Linked DNA regions of Homo sapiens: region 1 is linked to region 2. A link is an interaction called in ENCODE POLR2A ChIA-PET data of the cell type or tissue named here. Cell type or tissue: A673. All regions are shown on one strand. Each heading gives the region's core, and the rest is flanking DNA. Links, peaks and the distances in the headings are about the cores only.

The links. ChIA-PET counts read pairs that join two places held together with the same protein. Peaks named below come from ENCODE experiments on the same cell type or tissue, not always from the same donor. Only the 100,000 strongest peaks of a DNase experiment are listed, where the experiment ranks them.
Region 1: POLR2A ChIA-PET joins it to region 2 with 5 read pairs; 5 of 35 experiments call an interaction of 5 or more read pairs at or near these places.

Annotation. Positions count from the first base shown.
Region 1 is chr17:68,545,809-68,556,810 of GRCh38, reverse strand. It overlaps FAM20A (FAM20A golgi associated secretory pathway pseudokinase), which reads left to right. Exons shown (of 11, transcript NM_017565.4): 2 at 1,068-1,252; 3 at 1,984-2,034; 4 at 4,860-4,938. It also overlaps a transcript of PRKAR1A not described here. Among named protein-coding and RNA genes, the nearest start is that of PRKAR1A, 39 kb to the right of the region's middle. In A673, for the core only: no CTCF peak of the experiment used is centred there; no DNase peak of the experiment used is centred there.
Region 2 is chr17:68,766,409-68,777,410 of GRCh38, reverse strand. No RefSeq gene overlaps it. Among named protein-coding and RNA genes, the nearest start is that of LINC01482, 140 kb to the right of the region's middle. RefSeq lists an enhancer at 2,513-2,882. In A673, for the core only: CTCF peaks have their summits at 2,978 (motif pointing left) and 5,389 (motif pointing left); DNase peaks (open chromatin) are centred at 1,870, 2,950 and 5,370; H3K27ac peaks cover 2,066 bases.

The DNA of each region.
Region 1 (11,002 bases), core at 1,525-9,524, 220 kb after region 2:
CCTATAATCCCACCTACCTCTCCCAATCAGCTTTTCCCAGCCAGATGACATCATACTAATTTGCCTTCCCTTCCAACCCAGAGGCCTCCGTCTTCTCATTCAACAGTGCATTTATTCAACCTGCCTCTCTCATCCCCAGATACATCCGTTTCTTGCCTACCTCTCAAAGTGCTCATGTTGTCCTTAATGCAGGAGTACCCTCCCTGTCCCCTTCAAGCCAAACCACCCCCCCTCCCTGCCCCGTTCTTTAGGATCCAGCTGAAGTCTGCCTTCTTCACTGTGGTTGTCCTCAGGCTACTTCATCATAGATTCATCTTTTCCCTTCTCCAAAATGTTAAGGCTTTTCCATCTGAGCCACATGTTTAGCAGTTGATTTATAACAGCTTTGTATTTTGCTCTGGTTATTTCATAAACATACAACTTGTCTCCTAAATTACAGTCTACATCTCTAAATGGTAGAACCATCTTTTTTATTTTTCTCTTTTTTTCCTGGGAGAAAAGGCTACCCAAGCAGAACAAACAGTAAATGGCTCATTAATTCTTCTTTTCGTTTATAATCTAACTCAGCTTCCAGCCCCACTTAAAGATCTGCACCCTCTCTTCTTTTTATTCTCACCAATTGCCTTCACTCCTCTATCTTCTGATTCTTTGGAACATAAAATACTGGGAAATGTAAGATAGGGAGTTTTAATGAGAAAGTGCATAAAGAGGCCCACAGTCTCACCCTGAGATCCCAGATTATATGAGGCCCTAGTTTTATTCTTAGCAATCTGCCTTTTTTCCTTCCCAGGATTTGTCCTGGTTTGTAATTAAGTATTTGTGTATGATATTGTATAACTATGTGTGTGTTTTGCTCACTAGAGTGTAAGCCCTCTGAGGGTAAGAAAGGACCCCACAGGTGTTTTGCTCCCCAAGATATCCTAAGCACAGCTTAAAGCCTAGCCCTCATTAGATGCTTAATACACTTGTGGAATAAATGAAAGGATGAATAAAAAACTGCAGACAAGGTATCTTGGTGGGTCTTTGCATTCTTGTTCCTCTAATGAACAACTATCTGGCTCTTTCAGGCGACACAAGATGTACAGAGAGCAGATGAACCTTACCTCCCTGGACCCCCCACTGCAGCTCCGACTCGAGGCCAGCTGGGTCCAGTTCCACCTGGGTATTAACCGCCATGGGCTCTACTCCCGGTCCAGCCCTGTTGTCAGCAAACTTCTGCAAGACATGAGGCACTTTCCCACCATCAGTGCTGGTAAGGTTCATGGGATCAAGCAAGGGGGGACTGACTTTCTCCCAGAGAGTCTGGGTAAAGCATCCCAGGCTAGGCTCCAGAGTGGAACATTAGAGGCTTGACATGGACACCTGAGAGAAGAGGAACATATGCATTGATCTTTTTCCCTCTGGAAGAGATCCTATAGCGATAATCTCATCCTGACCCCATAAGGAGGTATGCTGTTGTTTGGTACACCTAAAGGAAGGTGATCGCTACCATTTATTGAGTGTTGCTTTTGAAGCAGGCGACATTCTCTTTCAACCAAAGACCTTATGGCATGGATATTACCATTGCCATTTTACAGACAGGGAAACTGAGACACAGAAAGGTTAAGTAACTTGGCCAAGGACCTAGGGGGTGGAGCTGGAATTCAAACACAGGCCTGCTGATACCAAGTCTGTGCTGTCAAGCACTAAGACAATCTAAGTGACACAGCAAATTATTAGCAGAGACAAAAGCAGACTCAGTCTCCCAGCCAGGTATTGCTGGAGTGCCCACTGAAGGGCTAGAGAGCAGGGGTCTGGGACACAGCAGGGAAGGAGGCTACAGTCTCCTGGGCTCCAAGAGACCTCCCACGGAGTGGTCAAGGGCCCCAGGCTACATCACAGTCTCCCCTCTGGTGATCTGAACCAGAGTCAAGGGACCTCCATGTTGTAGGCTCTCCCAGGAACAAGACTGGAAGTTCTCATTGCCCTTCTCCTCCTTTGCAGATTACAGTCAAGATGAGAAAGCCTTGCTGGGGGCATGTGACTGCACCCAGAGTAAGTGACCTAGCCCCACCCCCACCCAGCCTCTTCACCCTCACAGCTGTGCAAACCCCAAAACCCACTCCAGTGGCGACCTTGGGCAAGAGTGGAAGGAGCATGGCTCTCTGCCTAACCTCTGAGAACTCAACGTTTCTCCCCATCCACCCACAACAAGAAAAGGCACTTAAGGGGAAGGGTTGTATAGGCCCCGCTGGGCAATGCGTGGCCCAGGAAAAGCATCATCAACATCACTGAGGAGCTCATCAGAAATGCAGAGCCTCACTCTCTTTCTGAATCAGAATCTGAATCTTAAGAAAATCCTCAAGTGATTGGAGCACGCTTTCAAATTCAAGAAGCAAATGGTGCCCACTATTGACAAAATATTAGAATCAGCCGGGCTCAGTGGCTCACACCTGTAATCCCAGCACTCTGGGAGTCCGAGGCGGGTGGATCACTTGATGTCAGGAGTTCGAGACCAGCCTGGCCAACAGTGAAAACCCGTCTCTTCCAAAAAATATAAAAAGTTAGACGAGCGTGGGAGGCTGAGGCAAGAGATTCACTTGAACCTGGGAGGTGGAGTTTGCAGTGAACTGAGATCGTGCCACTGCACTCCAGCCTAGGCAACACAGTGAGACTCCAGCTAAAAATATATATATATATATATGTGTGTGTATACATATATGTGTATATATATGTGTGTATATATGTATATATGTGTGTATATGTGTGTATATGTGTATATGTGTATATATGCATGTGTGTATATATGTATATATGTATATATGCATATATGTGTGTATATGTATATATGCATGTGTGTATATATGTATATATGCATATATGTGTGTATATATGTATATATGCATATATGTGTGTATATATGTATATATGCATATATGTGTATATAGGTATATATGCATGTGTGTATATATGTATATATGCATAAATGTGTGTCTATGTATATATGCATAAATGTGTGTATATATGTATATATGTATGTGTATACATGTATATATGTATATATGTATATATATGTATATATATGTGTATATATATGTATTAGAATCACTGGGGGAGCTTTAAAAAGTGCTCCTGCCTAGCCTCCACCCCCAGGGGTTTTGATTCAAGTTCAGACGGTGAGGCCCAGGTGATTCTAATATAGCCAGAGTTGAGACTCACTAGGATAAGTGATTAATGGCATCAAAAAGCTAGGACTGAGAGTGGCAGAGCTCCCCTCCAGGAGTGCTGTGACCTGGTTATAGGTGGGTCTGGACCCTAAAGCCCTCAGGCCAGTCATCACCAGCCATGAGTGGCCCCATCCCTTTACTTCAATATGTGGAACACACATCAGAAATGTCTACATGTGACTACATCTGATGGTGTGTGTCAAAATGTATTAGTCCATTTTTACACTGCTCTTAAGAAATGCCTGAGACTGGATAATTTATAAAGGAAAGAGGTTTAATTGACTCACAGTTCTGCAGGCTTAACAGGAAGCATGGCTAGGAGGCCTCCGGAAACTTACAATCATGGCAGAAGGGGGAGGGGAAGCAAGGCACATCTCACATGGTGGCAGGAGAGAGAGGATGCAAAGGGGGAAGAGCCCCTTATAAAACCATGAGATCTCGTGAGAACTCACTATCACAAGAACGGCACAGGGGAAGCTGCCCCATGATCCAACCACCTCTCACAGCATCCCTCCCTCAGCAATTTGAGATGAGATTTGAGACAAGGGGATTACAATTTGAGATGAGATTTGGGTGGGGACACAAAGCCTAACCATATCACTAAGGTTTGAAAATAAAGGTTTAGGCCGGGCACGGTGGCTCACGCCTGTAATCCCAGCACTTTGGGAGGCCGAGGCGGGTGGATCATGAGGTCAGGAGATCGAGACCATCCTGGCTAACAGGGTGAAACCCCGTCTCTACTAAAAATACAAAAAATTAGCCGGGCGCGGTGGCGGGCGCCTGTAGTCCCAGCTACTCGGGAGGCTGAGGCAGGAGAATGGCGTGAACCCGGGAAGCGGAGCTTGCAGTGAGCCGAGATTGCGCCACTGCAGTCCGCAGTCCGGCCTGGGCGACAGAGCGAGACTCCGTCTCAAAAAAAAAAAAAAAAAAAAAAAAAAGGAAAATAAAGGTTTACAGGGCTCCAGGCTTCCCTTTTCTTCAGTTAAGCACCTGCCTTGACCATTTTATAGAACACAAGGTGAGTGAGGTATTGTCCTGACCCTCCAGAACCAGGGAGAGGGTAAGAGAAGTGAGGTGCCCAGGATGCAAAATTTAAGGAAGTAGCACTCCCTGCACCTAAGAAGCACTCACTTGCCAAGCCCTGGTCCCAGCCCAGGTGTACAGTCTTAAGTAGAAAGAGGCATAAACAAACTAGTCTAATATAACAGAAGGCATAATTAGAATCTACAAAGATGTAGTTGAAACACAAAGAGGAAAGGGTTCATTCTTCTTAGGAAAACATTCTTCAGGGTTTTCAGTAAATGTCTTCATTGTATTTTTTGCTCTTTTCCCATACCAGCAGAAAATGTACTTTTTTTTTTTCAAAATGGAGGTCTCACTATGTTGCCCAGGCTGGTTTCAAACTCCTGGGCTCAAGCGATCCTCCCGCCTTCACCTCCCAAAGTAAAAAGTACTGTCTTGAGCCCCTGGACACCGTCACTACGGCCTGACACCATGGCGTTTACCCTGCAGGCTATGGAGAGCACATCCTAGTCTTTAGGGTCTCATTACATAAGAGGAAAGCGAAGTCAGCTGGGCTTATTGAAGGAACAGAGTCACAAGCCTTGGCTGAGGCCCGGAAGCATGGTTAACTCACCCTTCTGCCTTTCACAGTTGTGAAACCCAGTGGGGTCCACCTCAAGCTGGTGCTGAGGTTCTCGGATTTCGGGAAGGCCATGTTCAAACCCATGAGGTAAGTGACTGCCTTCCTCCTTTCCACACCCAGTTGGGGTGGCCCTGGGAAGATTTGGACCAAAAACTAATAAAAGTGACCTAAAGTCTTTCTGCCAGTTATTCAGAGATTCTCTAATCTGCCCAAGCACAGAACTGTTTGGGGTGATAATAATAATAATAATAATAATAATAATAATAATAATTGAAAATACTAAGAGCTTGTCTTTTTCAGGCCCTTACTATCATCTATGCCACACAATGACCTAAGTTGTGTCCTTGGTTCACGGGCAAGCTTATGAGCCAGATACTCTTACAATGTCCACTTTACAAATAAAGATACTGAGGCTGAAAGAGACCATCTCATCCCAATCTTCCAGCTGCAAACAGCAGACCCAGGATTCAAACCCAGGCATCTGGGTTGCTAAGTTCACACTCCACCACTTTAATTGATCCATACTTTTTTCCAGGGAAAGCACTCTCTTTTTGACATCAAAAAGTTTACGGACTTGTATACCACAATACTTGTTTCAACTGAAAAACTAGACAATCAAGAAAGGCTACTAGGAAGTCAATTACATGTTTACATTAATTTATATTTTATTCATAACAACAGCAACTACATGCCTTGAAAATTTTGTGAAACATAGAGATGAGTGAAATAATATGTATTGAGTCCTTAGACAGAGCTTGGTGTGAGTTTGGGTTTCTGGCCCCCAAAGGATCTGCAGCCCACAGGTTAGGGTCTCCTAGAGTTCGGCCCCAGTGCCTTAGCCCAGGGGAATGCTCCTCCTTGAGATGATGAGGTGACCTGCAGAAAAGAAAATCGCCCCAAGAGGGGCCACGTTACCCAAGTCATGCTTTCCTCCAGAATGTGCTTCTTCCAGTGGAATACAATTAGACTGGCAGATTCCAAACCTTCAGCCATTCAAGGGGAGGCCCATTGAGAGCCCCAGTAGATGGTTCTAAGGGCAGGGCCTACTTGAATAAGCACCGAATAAAGAGTTTCAGTCCCAACTGCTTTGGCGAAAGCACCTCCTTAAAGAAGGGGTTGGAGTGGATCAGCTGCATGTTAGATTCACTTAAGGAGGCTTTAAAAATCCTTATGCCTGAGTCCCACCCTCAGGGAGTCCAGTGGACTAGCTCTGGGGGCTCTCCCCGTGATCCCAAGGCCCAGGCAACCTTGAGAACCACTGCCGTATAAAGAGTTCCTCTGCTGGGCACGATGGCTCACACCTGTAATCCCAGTACTTTGGTAGGCCAAGGCGGGTGGATCACCTGAGGTCAGGAGTTCGAGACCAGCCTGGCCATCATGGTGAAACCCCATCTCTACCAAAAATACAAAAATTATCCAGGTATGGTGGTGCGTGTATGCAGTCCCAGCTACTCGAGAGGCTGAGGCAGAAGAATCTCCTGAACCCAGGAGGAGGAGGTTGCGGTGAGCTGAGATCGCACCACTGCACTCCAGCCTGGGCAACAGAGGGAGACTCTCTATCTTAAAAAAAAAAAAAAAAAAAAAAAAAAAGTTCCCCCATTTTTCCTATGTGAAAGATCCAAAATCCTAGTTGTTAGATCAACTTAAAATTCTCCAGAAATGTACATGAGACAATTGAATGTCTGCTTATATTTATATTGATTTTAAAATCCCATCATATAAAACAGTATATAGATTTAGAAATATTGCTTTTGTTCTCCCACTGTAGATTTTACTTGTCAAAAATTTGGGGAATTGGTTGTCATCATCACTTAGAGTCAAGTTGGGGGTGAATGTCAAATCAATATTAACTTATTTCCCCACTCCCCTCCCCCATCACCACCATCAACCCGTTGTAACCGGTTACACTAGGCAGTAAAACCAGCGCAAAGTCAAGTCATTCCAGGTTAATGTATCTGTCCCAAACAAAACAAAGTGGTTGGCTAACTATGCCAGGACTGAATATAGAGACTCCTTTCCAAGGGACAATTTCAGGAGAGACCTCATCTTGTATTCAGACATATAGGGTACTAAAATATGTAAATAAATACATTGTGTTCCTTTGAAATGAGAGCTATAACAGCAAATACACATGGCAATTAGCAGAGGTTCCACAAGTAGACATGTGACTCTTTGGCACAATGCTCAGCTGAACACAAGAGTCACCAGTGAGGTTCTGGTTGTCATAGAGTTTAAATTATTGTTACAGTTAGTCGAGCACATATAATATATACTCAAAAGACAGCCCCAGTTAGAGAGAGGCAACCTAAGGAATACTGATAGAGAAACAGGAGATGTTAATGAGAAGCATAAAAGTAATGATAAATCTGCAAACGCACCACAAATCACCAGGTCCATAGATTCTGTTCTCCGAGCAAAATTTTTATGTGGCACAATAGGATGTCTCTAACTTTTTTTTTTTTTTTGAGATGGAGTTTTGCATTTGTTGCCCAGGCTGGAGTGCAGTGGCGCTATCTCGGCTCACTGCAACCTCGGCCTCCCAGGTTCAAGCAATTATCCTGCCTCAGCCTCCCAAGTAGCTGGGATTATAGATGTGTACCACCACACCTGGCTAACTTTGTATATTTAGTAGAGACAGGGTTTCACCACGTTGGCCAGGCTGGTCTTGAACTCCTGACCTCAGGCGATTCCCCTGTCTTGGCCTCCCAATGTGCTGGGATTCCAGGCGTGAGCCAATGCACCTGGCCGGATGCCTTTCATTTTTTAAAACTGGAAGCTAATATGCAATGGATGAGCTCCACTCTCAGTTCTTTTGTATCAGGGAGGAAAAACTGCTAGAACCTGTAGCATTTCCTTTGCAGGAAAATAAATTAACATAACTCACAGCCTAATACATCTCTGCCTGGTCAGTTAAAACAAATACAGGCAGGCTGGGCACGGTGGCTCACGCCTGTAATCCCAGCACTTTGGGAGGCTGAGGCGGGCAGATCACGAGGTCAGGAGATCAAGACCATCCTGGCTAACACGGTGAAACCCCGTCTCTACTAAAAATACAAAAAATTAGCCGGGCGTGGTGGTGGGTGCCGGTAGTCCCAGCTGCTCGGGAGGCTGAGGCAGGAGAATGGCGTGAACCCGGGAGGCGGAGCTTGCAGTGAGCCAAGATCGAGCCACTGCACTCCAGCCCAGGCGACAGAGGGAGATTCTGTCTCAAAAAAAAAAAAAAAAAAAAAAAAATATACAGGCATAGCTCGCTGTATCTGCGTTTCACTTTATTGTACTTTGCAGATACTAGGTTTTTTACAAAGTGAAGGCTTGTGGCAACCCTGCATCAAGCAAGTCTATCGGTGTCATTTTCCCAACAGCATGTGCCCACTTTGTGTCTCTGTGTCACATTTGGTAATTCTCACAATATTTCAAACTTTTTTTTTTTGAGACAGAGTCTCACTCTGTTGCCCAGGCTGGAGTGCAATGGTTCAATCTCAGCTCGCTGCAACCTCTGCCTCCTGGGTTCAAGCGATTCTCTTGCCTCAGCCTTCCAAATAGCTGGGACTAAAGGCGCTGCCCACCACACCTGGCTAATTTTTGCATTTTTAGTAGAGACGGGGTTTCACCGTGTTGGCCAGGCTGGTCTCGAACTCTCGACCTCAGGTGATCCGCCCACCTCAGCCTCCCAAAGTGCTGGGATTATAGGCGTGTGCCACCATGCCCAGCTAATTTTTTCTATTTTTAGTAGAGACGGGGTTTCACTGTGTTGGCCAGGCTGGTCTCGATCTCCTGGCCTCAAGTGATTGCCAACCTTGGCCTTCCAAAGTGCTAGGATTACAGGTGTGAGCCACTGCACCTGGCCTAAATGTGTGTTCTGACTGCTCCAACAACTTGCTGTTCCCCCAATCTCTCCCAGTCCTCAGGCCTCCCTATTCCCTAAGACACAACAATATTGAAATGAGGCCAGTTAGTAACCCAACAAGGGCCTCTAAGTGTTCACATGAAAGGAGGAGTGTCATATCTCTCACTTTAAATGGGAAGCGAGAAATTATTCAGGAGGCTAGTAAGGAAGGCACGTTGAAAGCCAATAAGCCAAAAGCTAAGCTTTTTGTGCCAGTCAGGCAAGTTGTGAATGCAAAGGAAAAGTTCTTGAAGGAAGCTAAAAGCGCTGCTCCACTAAACACGAATGATAAGAAAGCAAAACAGCCTCACTGCTGATACGGAGCAAGTTTAAGTTATCTGGATAGAATATTAAACCAGCCACAGCATTCCCTTAAGCCAAAGCTTAATCCAGAGCAGGGTTCTAACTCTCCTCAATGAAGGCTGAGACAGGTGAGAAAGCTGCAGAAGAAAACTTGGAAGATAGCAGAGGTTAGTTCACCAGGCTTAAGGAAAAAAGCCATCTCCATAACATAAAAGTACAAGGTGAAGCAGTAAGTGCTGATGGAGAAGCTGCAGCAGGTTATCCAGAAGATCTAGCTAAGATCATTGATGAACGTAGCTACACTAACAATAGGTTTTCAGTGTAGATGAAACAGCCTTCTATTGGAAGAAGATACCATCTGGGACTTTCCCCATAGCTAGAGAAGAAAAGTCAATGCCTGACTTCAAAGATTCAAAGAACACACATGTATACATATGTAACAAACCTGCATGTTGTGCACATGTACCCTAGAACTTAAAGTATAATAAAAAAATAATAATAATAATGATAAAGATTCAAAGGACAGGCTGACTCTCTTGTTAGGTGATAATGTCGCTGGGAACTTAAGTTGAAGCCAATGCTCAATTACCATTCAAAACATCCTCAGGCCCTCAAGAGTGATGCTAAATTTTACTCTGCCTGTGCTCTAAATGGAGCCTCAAAGCCTGGATGACCACACATCTGTTAACAGCATGGTTTACTGAATATTTTAAGCCCACTGTTGAGACCTTACTGCTCAGGGGAAAAAGAAAAAAAAAAAGATTCCTTTCAAAATATTACTGCTCATTGGTAATACACCTAGTCACTCAAGAGCTCTGCTGGAGATGTCCGAGGAGACTAATGTTGTTTTCATGCCTGCTAACACAACATCCATTCTGCAGCCCACAGATCAAGGAGTCATTCTAACTTTCAAGTCTTACCTTTTTTTTTTTTTTTTTTTTGAGCCGTAGTCTCGCACTCTCGCCCAGGCTGGAGTCCAGTGGCTCAATCTCAGCTCACTGCAAGCTCCACCTCCCGGGTTCACGCCATTCTCCTGCCTCAGCCTCCCGAGTGGCTGGGACTACAGGCGCCGGCCACCATGCCCGGATAATTTTTTGTATTTTTAGTAGAGACAGGGTTTCACCGTGTTAGCCAGGATGGTCTTGATCTCCTGACCTCGTGATCCGCCCGCCTCGGCCTCCCAAAGTGCTGGGATTATAGGCGCGAGCCACCACGCCCAGCCAAGTCTTACAATTTAAGAAATACATTTCATAAGGCTATAGCTGCCACAGTTAGTGATTCCTCTGATGAACCTGGGCAAGGTCATTTGAAAACTTTCTGGAAAGGAGTCTCCATTCTAGATGCCATTAAGAAAATTTGTGATGCGTGGAAGGAGGTAAAAATATCAACATTAACAGGAGTTTAAAAGAAGATTGATCTCAATCCCCATGGATGACTTTGAGGGGTTCAAGACTTCAGTGGAGAAGGTAACTGCAGATGTGGAAATAAAAGAGAACTAGAATTAGAAGTGGAGTCTGAAAATGTGACTGAATTGTTGCAACTGCATGATCAAACTTGAACAGATAGAGTTGCTGCTTTTTTTTTTTTTTTTTTTTTTTTTTTGAGATGGAGTCTCGCTCTGTTGCTCAGGCTGTAGTGCAGTGGCACAATCTCGGCTCACTGCAACCTCTGCCTCCTGGGTTCAAACAATTCTCCTGCCTCAGCCTCCCAAGTAGCTGGGACTACAGGCATGCGCCACCATGCCTGGCTAATTTTTTGTATTTTTAGTAGAGACAGGGTTTCACCGTGTTAGCCAGGATGGTCTCAATCACCTGACCTCGTGATCCACCTGCCTCAGCCTCCCAAAGTGCTTGGATTACAGGCATGAGCCACCGCACCCGACCAATAAGGAGTGGCTTCTTATGGATAAGCAAAGAAAGTGGTTTCTTGAGATAGAATCTACTTCTGGTGAAGACGCTGTGA
Region 2 (11,002 bases), core at 1,609-9,608:
TGTATTTAGAAGCACATGTTTGTACTAAAGAGCAATTACTCATGGTGCTCTGATGTAGGTTCAACCTCTGGAGTGGGAAATCAAATCGGGAACTTTCTCAAACGCTTTTAGCTGCCAACCTTAGCAGATGTGTAAATCAGTTGTTGTTCAGTTGCCTGAAACACTCACAGCTACTTTTGTAACTCTAATAAAGAGAGATTAAGAAAGAGAGAACAAAGATCCAGGATCTGAAATCCCTGTCTACTTATGATGACTGAAGATTGATACAGGATTCGTGCAAAGGAGCCACTCTAGAGAAACCCCTTCATCTATAAAACTCATCCGAGTTTTGGGCCCAGACCCCTATGCAGAACTCTTTCTATGAATGAGACACCAGGATGCCTCTCGTGCCTCTGCTTTACGCACAAAAAAAAAACAGAAAATGGAATGATCTCCTTGATGTGTTTTCCCTAGAACCCACATCTTAACCTAAGCCAATATCTGTGGGAAAGAAGAGGCAAGGAAAGACTAACCCAGGTTATAGAGTCCCATAATTAACAAAGTTTCAAAAGAACCTAGATTAAATCATCCATTCCAGGCCTTCCCAGGGTGAAATAGAGAAGAAAGAACGCAGGTTTACCCAGGAGGGAAACAGCCCCATATCTACCTAGTAGTGAAGCTTCATGGAAGATCAAAACCTTAGGAGGCAGAGAATGCCAGACTCTGAGCCCCACAGTATCAAAGCAATGATGAAACCTAAGTATGTCTCATCAGCAGGTTCAGTTCAGCTCTGCGGCCCTGGCAGGCCCTGAAACCTCCTTCTCTAAACAGTGCCTCTCTTAACAAGAGCAGGGGAGAGAGGGATGCTTGAACATACTTTATTCTTCCTGGAGCTGGCGTATTTCACCAGAACAAAATTCATCAGCATTTTTTTAATCTGAAAGAGCTTGGGTTTATAACACACACTTACAACTAATATCCAAAAGTTTGCCTTCCAGGTGGTTGAAATATCACTATGCTGGTGGTCTATTCTAGACATAGATAGCTGACATAAAACACACACTTCCAAATATGCCTAAGATTTTTTTGAGAAAAATATTTTCAAAAACTATTAACCATTTCAAAAAAACAGGGAAATGTCTTGTGAATTGGCTATTCTCTATGAAACACATCAATACAGACGGTTTTTAAAGGAACATGATCTGAAAACACATAGGCTTAAATATGTACCTGATTTGTTATGAGGTGGATCCTTGGACTTTGTCTATTACTTAACACATTTTTTCATTAAAACCTTAATTTGTAGGCTTTTTGGGGACTAGATGTCTAACAGGAGAAGTTGGTTTTAACGCACAGGTTGAAGTAACAGAGCACTTCCCAAAGTATGTTCTTTGGGACACTAGTCCCTCAAGATGTTTGGCAAAAAGGGCATCTGTACCCAAAATTTGGAGAAATGTTTCATGTTATATATGTCTTCTAGGAGATTCACAATGCACATGAGCTTATAAAGAATCTGAGAAATTTGGAAGTAAAGGAATAACAGATTAAATTTGCTTAACTTCAAAATGTTCAAACTTCATTGGCCAAGGAATACTTATATAGAGAAACATCTAATGAGATCTCAAGGAGCTGAACACATCACAGGAAATTCTGCTAATACAACAAGCAGATATATGAGGTTTTCATTCTTATTGATTATGACTTCCCAGAACCAGGAGAAACAGGCCTCAACACTGAGACCAATGCACAATTGCTCTACAACACCAAAAACAACTTTCTATGGCAGGAGAACAGAGAGGAGACTGAACTAATAGGTCCTTGAACTGCTGAGGGCCTTTATAGACCATTTTCCTAAGCCTTTGCCCATAAAAACTAAGTTCCAGGAAACAACAGCACAGCTTGTAGTTATGACAACAGGAATGAAAAATCAGCTTCTTCATAAATCATTTAGGAAGTGAATCAACCAAGCCATATTTGAAGAGCTGGATTCTAACACAAATCTTGTCTTCACCTAAATCTCATAGGATTATTCTTCCAGAAAGGGTTGGATTTCTATTTCTTCTCTGTAAAATCAGAAAACATGGATTGCAGTATCTTAGAAAAACTCCTCTGCCTTAAGAAGTTGTAATACTCATGAATCATAAAAAAGAAATCAATCATGTTTTCTTTTTTGCTGCCTTTCCTAGAACTTTAAACTTGCAAGGAACCTCTTTGTATATTCTCTATACTAGACGTAACTACTTTTTATTTCTGGGTTACTGGCATAGGACATTGTATTTTCTGGTTTTAGGGAAAGAGGAAAATTGAGTGCTGTAGGGACCAGACCTACAGTGTTTGTGGGTTTTTCTCCTCGTGTGCAGAGATGAGAGATCATAGAAATAAAGACACAAGACAAAGAGATGGAAGAAAAGACAGCTGGGCCCAGGGGACCACTACCACCAAGACGCAGAGACCGGTAGTGGCCCCGAATGCCTGGCTGTTTGGTATTTATTAGATACAAGGCAAAAGGGGCAGGGTAAGGAGTGTGAGTCATCTCCAGTGATTGAGAAGGTCACATGAGTCACGTGTCCACCGGACAGGGGGCCCTTCCCTGTTTGGCAGCAGAGGCAGAGAGAGAGAGAGGACAGCTTATGCCATTATTTCTTCTATGCATTTCAAAGACTTTTAGTACTTTCACTAATTCTGCTACTGCTGTCTAGAAGGCAGAGCCAGGTGTACAGGGCGGAACATGAAAGTGAAACAGGAGTGTGACCACTAAAGCACAGCATCACAGGGAGACATTTAGGCCTCCAGATGCCTGTGGGCAGGCCTGACTGATGTCAGGCCCTCCACAAGAGGTGGTGGAGCAGAGTCTTCTCTAACTCTCCCTGGAAAGGGAGACTCTCTTTCCTGGTCTGCTAAGTAACGGGTGCCTTCCCTAGGCACTGACGCTACCGCTAGACCAAGGTCCGCTAGTTAACAGGCGCCTTCCCAGGCGCTGGCATTACCGCTAGACCAGGGAGCCCTCTGGTGGCCCTGTCTGGGCGTAACAGAGGGCTCACACTCATGTCTTCTGGTCACTTCTCACTGTGTCCCTTCAGCTCCTATCTCTTTATGGCCTCGTTTTTCCTAGGTTATAATTGTAGAGCAAAGATTATTATAATATTGGAATAAAGAGTAATGCTACAAACTAATGATTAATGATATTCACATATAATCATATCTATAATCTATTTCTAGTATAACTATTCTTATTCTATGCATTTTCTTTATTATACTGGAACAGCTTGTGCCCTCGATCTCTTGCCTTGGCACCTGGGTGGCTTGCCGCCCACAGAGTGCCAAAATAATCTTCTAGGAATTCACAAATGGTTTCCTTTGGCTGAAACTTGTTAAGGGTTAAGCAAATCCCCCTGGGGAAACTCAATTTGCTTCACCTCTCAAGAGTAAAGTTAATCGTAAACTGGCCACATTTTCCCTTTTACTTCACCTTCATCTCCCACAGAGAACTCCTCTGCAAGGATTTGTTTCTCCTTTATTTTTCTACTTCAAGCAAAAGTAGATTAACCACCACGTTCTGAAAACCTACTCTTATTGGTCTTCTTTCTTAAATACTTATAAATGCACTAAAAGTCATCATTAACCCCTGAGAAGTTTTTCTGTTTTGTTTTTTTACTTTAAGTTCTGGGATACATATGCAGAACGTGCAGGTTTGTTACATAGGTATACATGTGCCACGGTGGTTTGTTGCACCCATCAACCCGTCATCTAGGTTTTAAGCCCCACATGCATTGGGTATTTGTCCTAATGCTCTCTCTCCCTACCCTTGCCCCCCAACCCCGCCAGGTCCCTGTGTGTGATGTTCCCCTCCCTGTGTCCATGTGTTCTCATTGTTCAACTCCCACTTATGAGTGAGGACATGCAGTATTTGGTTTTCTGTTTCTGTGTTAGTTTGCTGAGGATGATGGCTTCCAGCTTCAACCATGTCCCTGTAAAGGACATGAACTCATTCTTTTTTATGGCTGCATAATATTCTATGGTGTACATGTGCCACATTCTCTTTATCCAGTCTATCATTGATGGGCATTTCGGTTGGTTCCAAGTCTTTGCTATTGTAAATAGTGCTGCAATCAACATACTGTGCATGTGTTTTTCTAGTAGAATAATTGTCAAATGCTGTTGGAAGCAGAGATCCCATATCCTTTCTACCATTTTTGGCCCAACCTAAAGTGCCATCTATGGGGGGATAGTTCTGACTAAGAAGTGTTTATTTCAAGAGATGTCAGAGAGAAACTATACTTTTGGTTTCATGGGAAGTCTTTACTTCCATGCAAGGATGCTGGAACAAATTTTTCCAATCTTTTTTCACTCTGCTATGGAAAAATCTACATGCAACCAAGGAGGTGCTCATTGTCCCTTCTGCCCATGCTGAGCAAAGGATGAGATGCTTTCTGTTCACAAATTGCTACAACCACAAAGTGTGACAAAATAAGAAATTTGAAAAGTAAAAGGGCCAGACGAAAAATTCAAAGAACTTTTCTTGGGCTCCCTTTGAAAATAAGAGCCATTGCTTTCTGTACCTCAGTAAGTCTTGTACTTTTGCACATTTCTAAGACACCTTTGGACTTTTACAAAGAAGTCTTTGCCCCCACCTGCCTCTAGGGACTTGTGTAATCACAAATATTCTAAAGGTATACACATTCATTGAATTTGTGGTGGCCACATCCTTCTGTTCATCTAGCTATGATTATGGAGAAGAGAAAAGTCTCAGAGGAGTTCAATCTGAAGCTTGGACACACCATTTGTGCCTCTCTTTGGGATCCTGGAAAAAAAAAAACCAAGGATCAGAAAGCTGAGGTGATGCCCTGGGCAGGATTCCCCCAAGTAAACTTCCCACCTCATCCCCCTAGAAGTTTGCTCTCCAAAAGTTGAAGAAGGCTCTCCTTTCTATGTCACTGGGCTCTAAGCACTGGGATTACCAAAGTTTATTTTCAACAAGCCTTAAAATCTAACCCCTTATTGGCCTTGTGAACAGGGCAGGCCTCTTACAGAGGGTAGAAGCGGAATGGAACGACACACATTCAGCCTGTACTGGAGATTGTGGTAGCCACTCGGCCTCATGAGCAAATTCCCAGCTCTCACTGTTAACATCCTCCCACTTCTTCTTACAAGCTTCTCTCTTGCTTTCACTCTGTCTCAATCTTTCTTAAAGTGAAATCCTCAACTCTAGCCCCAGGAATCTAAAGGAAGAGATTCTAGCAATAGTCAAGGCTATCATCGATGATTTCTCCTCTCCAGTGGGCATTTACAGTCAATACTGAACCCAGAAAGCTTTCTTAATTTCTGCCCTCTTGGGATGTCGCTCCTTGGACTTACTGATGCTTTTCGAATAGTGAAAACATTTTAGGCAAGGGGAAACATTGCCCTCTACAGGGCGTATGAATCTCAACGTTTTAAAGGCCATCACTCAGCAGCACAGCACATGTGATTTTCAGGGATTCTTCATTCTTCCTCTACTTTTAGGTTAATACAGCTGGTGACAATCTTTTTTTTTTTATTTTTTATTTTATTTTATTTATTTATTTTTTTTTTGAGACGGAGTTTCGCTCTGTCGCCCAGGCTGGAGTGCGGTGGCGCGATCTCGACTCACTGCAAGCTCCGCCTCCCGGGTTCACGCCATTCTCCTGCCTCAGCCTCCCGTGTAGCTGGGACTACAGGCGCGCGCCACCATGCCCGGCTAATTTTTGTATTTTTAGTAGAGACGGGGTTTCACCGTGTTAGCCAGGATGGTCTCGATCTCCTGACCTCGTGATCTGCCCGTCTCGGCCTGACAATCTTGTTGGCTAGAATGACTTCTGCACACATTTATTGCTCATGTATAAAGAGAAAGAGAACGCCAAGAAAAAATTTTAAAGTTCCATTCTTTTTGCAAAAACGTGTTGATGCAATACTTCCCAAAATCAGGCGAAGGTGAGGACATTTTGAACTTGAAGTTGCTGAGGGTCCTTCAGTGGTGCTGGGAAAGCTAAATCCTGTCAGTCCATTTCATAACACCACACAGCTAACAGGAAAGGGAGTGTCATGGGTTTTTCAGGTTTTCCTTCCAGGTCCTGTATAGAAAATAAGAAGCTATGTCTCTGCATAGCAAAAGAAACTACCATCAGAGTGAACAGGCAACCTACAGAATGGGAGAAAATTTTTACAATCTACCCAACTGACAAAGGGCTAATATCCAGAATCTACAAAGAACTTATACAAATTTACAAGAAAAAATCAAACAACCCCATCAAAAAGTGGGCAAAGGATATGAACAGACACTTCTCAAAAGAAGACATTTATGCGGCCAACAGACACATGAAAAAATGCTCACCATCACTGGCCGTCAGAGAAATGCAAATCAAAACCACAATGAGATACCACCTCACACCAGTTAGTATGGCGATCATTAAAAAGTCAGGAAACAACAGGTGCTGGAGAGGATGTGGAGAAACAGGAACACTTTTACACTGTTGGTGGGACTGTAAACTAGTTCAACCATTGTAGAAGACAGTGTGGCGATTCCTTAAGGATCTAGAACTAGAAATGCCATTTGACCCAGCCATCCCATTACTGGGTATTTTCCCCAAGGATTATAAATCATGCTGCCATAAAGACACATGCACAAGTATGTTTATTGCGGCACTATTCACAATAGCAAAGACTTGGAACCAACCCTAATGTCCATCAATGATAGACTGGATTAAGAAAATGTGGCACATATACACCATGGAATACTATGCAGCCATAAAAAAGGATTAGTTCATGTCCTTTGCAGGGACATGGATGAAGCTAGAAACCATCATTCTGAGCAAACTATCGCAAGGACAGAAAAACAAACACCGCATGTTCTCACTCATAGGTGGGAACTGAACAATGAGAACACTTGGACACAGGAAGGGGAACATCACACACTGGGGCCTGTCATGGAGTGGGGGGAGGGAGGAAGGATAGCATTAGGAGATATACCTAATGTAAATAATGAGTTAACAGGTGCAGCAAACCAACATGGCACATGTATACATATGTAACAAACCTGCACGTTGTGCACATGTACCCTAGAACTTAAAGTATAATAAAAAAAAGAAAGAAAATAAGAAGCTACGTCTCCCCTGATGCGTAGCCCCACATATCACCTATAATAGAACTCTTTAAAAATGCATGGTTAGGCCTGGATCGGTGGTTCACCCCTGTAATCCCAGCACTTTGAGAAGCCAGGGTGGGCAGATCACTTGAAGTCAGGAGTTTGAGACCAGCCTGGCCAACAAGGTGAAACCCCGTCTCTACTAAAAACAAAAATTAGCCGGGTGTGGTGGCACATGCCTGTAATCCCAGCTACTCGGGAGGCTGAGGCAGGAAAATCACTTGAACTTGGGAGGCGGAGGTTGCAGTGAGCCGAGATCACACCACTGCACTCCAGCCTGGATGACAGAGTGAGACTCCATCTCAAAAAAGAAAAAAAAAATGCAAGGTTAAATTAAGAGGATTTCATGATGTTAGTCTCTATGACTTCAGTTAAGTAAAATCACTATGAAGGTGAAAATAAATACTTACCTCAATGGTCATAGAGTCCTAACCAACAGAAGTTTCAGAGAAAATATAAGAAATAATACATGGGTTTTTTTCTTTAAAAAAAAAATGAAGGGAATTATCAAAAGCTAAAGATAGCCTGAAAAACAGTGGATCGATTAGAAAATATTGAGGCAAAGTAATTAGTGCTAAACTCTATGCAGAGTAGCCTCTGTTAGCCAGCAGGGAAAACTAGGCTGAAGTCAAAAACCAGAAGGCAAAAACTTCAGGAGTTCCTGAGACATAATTATCAAATACATGGAGTTTAACTCTGTATCTTAAATTACAAATATCTAAATGTGGGTGTAAGTCTTCACCTAGGTCAGGTTTCTGAGAAAAGGCTTCTCATGCATATTCTGTGAATATAAAAGAGATTTTCAGAGGGTTCCCTAAGTATTTTACATCTGAGCCCTTTAAAAAAAAAAAAAAAAAAAAAAAAAAAAGTTTGTTTTAGGCCAGGAGCAGTGGCTCACGCCTGTAATCTCAACATTTTGGGAGGCCAAAGTGGGTGGATCACTTGAGGTCAAGAGTTCGAGACCAGCCTGGGCAACATGGTGAAACGCTGTCTCTACTAAAAATACAAAAATTAGGTGGGTGCAGTGGTGGGCGCCTGTAATCCCAGCTACTCAGGAGGCTGAGGCAGGAGAACCGCTTAAACCTGTGAGGTGGAGGTTGCAGTGAGCTGAGATCACATCACTGCACTTTAGCCTGGGTGACAGAGCTAGACTCTGTCTCAAAATAAATGAAAACTAAAAAATCTGCTTTAGAGGGCCAGCTCCTCCTCCCACCTTTCCTGTATCTATAAACAGTACTATTGTTTCCAAGACTCAACGTTGTCACCCACACCCAGCAATTCACCAAATCCAATGGCTCATCCTGCTTGACGTCATGTTTTTCTAGGGATATGTCCCTTCCTTCGTAGAGCCAACACTCTTGAAGTGTGGAGCAGAGAAAGGATTAAAAGGGAAACGGGATAGGTATTTAGTGAATTCTAATGAATTTTTCATAATGTCATTCAATCGCCACAAAAAAAAAAAAAAATCCTCACAACAATCCTGTGAGGAAACTGAGGCTTGGAAAGTTTAAGGAACTTTCCCAGGGCTTCCTGGCCCATCAGACGTGGAGCAACAATCATGCACCCCGGTCTGCGTTACTCCAATCCCATGCTTTCCCACCATCTCATTCTGCCCCCCAAGCAAGTGCCTACATAGAGCCGTGCATGGATCGCAATGCAAAAGGGACCTCTGTGTTTTTGCACTATATACTCAATCCATTACAGCAGCCCAGCCTCAAAGTTAGGCTACGATTTCCAGTTGACAGAAATAGCCCCATAATTAATCTGTCTACCTCTTCTTGTACTCTCCTTCAAGCTGTTCAGATAATCCCTTTCTTTCTTTTCTTTCTCTCTCTCTCTCTCTTTTGTTTTTCTTTTTTTTCTTTCTTTCTTTCTTTTTTTTCTTTTGAGACGGAGTTTCACACTTGCTGCCCAGGCTGGAGTGCAATGGTGCCGTCTCGCTCACTGCAACCTCTGCCTCCTGAGTTTACGTGATTCTCCTGCCTCAGCCTCCCAAGTAGGTGAGATTACAGACACTCACCAACATGCCCAGCTAATTTTTGTATTTTTGTAGAGATGGAGTTTCACCATGTTGGCAAGGCTGGTCTCGAACTCCTGACCTCAGGTGATCCACCCGCCTCAGCCTCCCAAAGTGCTGAGATTACAGGTGTGAGCCACAGTGCCTGCCCCAGATAATCCCTTTCAAATTAATCTTACTGCAACACAAGTCTGTGCCGCCCATTAGCCATAAAATTAAGGCCAAATGTGTTGATCTTGAACCATAAAGCCCTCCACAATCTGGCATAACCCATAATTATTCCTGGTATCCCTATGCAAATGCCTCACCAAGGCAAATGAGAATCTTCACATTCCCTAAGCATATTTTTATGTCCTTTCCAGTTTTGAACAAATGCTCAGTACTAACAGAAGCATTCTCTTCCCCTCTGCTTCCTTCAGGAATGATTTCAAGGCCAGGCACAGTGGCTCACGCCTGTAAACCCAGCATTTTGGGAGGCCGAGGCGGGCGGATCACGAGGTCAGGAGATCAAGACCATCCTGGCTAACACAGTGAAACCCCGTTTCTACGCCGGGCATGGTGGCGGGCACCCGTAGTCCCAGCTACCCTGGAGGCTGAGGCAGGAGAATGACATGAACCCGGGAGGCAGAGCTTGCAGTGAGCTGAGATTGCACCACTGCACTCCAGCCTGGGCGACAGAGTGAGACTCCGTCTCAAAAAAAAAAAAAAAAAAAAAAAAGAAGAATGACTTCAAATGCCAAGATTCATCCTTGTCCTTCCCCGGACACTGGAGTTACACTGCCTTCCTTCCACCCCACCTCTGCCACTTACTAGCTGGGGAACCTTGGACAAGTCACATAACCTCTCTGTGTCTCATTGTCTTCTACTGTAACATGAGGGTACCTACCTCATAGAGTTGTGAGGCTTAAATTAGTGAATATATGATACTTCAAACACTGTCTGACACATTGTAAATGCTCTGTAAATTTAATTGTTATCAAAATCTTCATCATTTCCATCATCATCATCCTCATTATTTCTTGTTCAAAATTTCCATAGACCTTTTAGTACCTGAATATATTTGGCATGAATACATACATTACTTCGGGCAGGGTTTTCTTTAAATAGTTTGTGGTTTTGTCCTGTATCTGTTCCATCTATTTTTGTTATGGCCTATAGAAATTCAAACAGAATAAACCTCGCTAAGACAGAATCTACAAAGACAACTGTGTTCTTGTGTCTCCCACGCTGAACAGCAGAATCTTGACTCAAAGAATACTAAAATCTATTTTATTGAGCTAACATTTGTTGAACACGTATTTTTTTCCAGGAACTGTGCTAAACACTCTTTTTACACGTTCTCATTTAATCCTTGCAATAACTTTATGAGTTATAATTAACCCCATTGTATAGATAGGAAAACTGAGACTTAAGGAAGTAAGCTATACACGGCCAAGGAAACATCCCAAACTCAGGTGATTAAGGCCTCTGTATACATTCCACTTATAGTTACAAGCACAAATAATACAACTGACTGACAGGCTGCTATAGCTTGGATGGGTACCCCTCTTCCCCAAGTTTAATGTTGAAATGTAATCTGCAATGTGGTTGTGTTGGGAGGTGGGGCCTAGTGAAAGGCGCTTGAGTCCACGAGGGTGGATCCTTTATTATTGCTGTAATTCCCTACCTTGGGGGTAAGTGAGTTCACACTCTTGATTATTAGGTCGGCACAAAAGTAATTGCGGTTTATGCCATTACTTTTCATGGCAAAAATCGCAACTACTTTTGCACCAGCCTAATAGTTTCCATGACAGCTGGCTGTGAAAAAGTGTGGCACCTCCCCTTTTCTCTGTTGCTTCCTCTCTCGC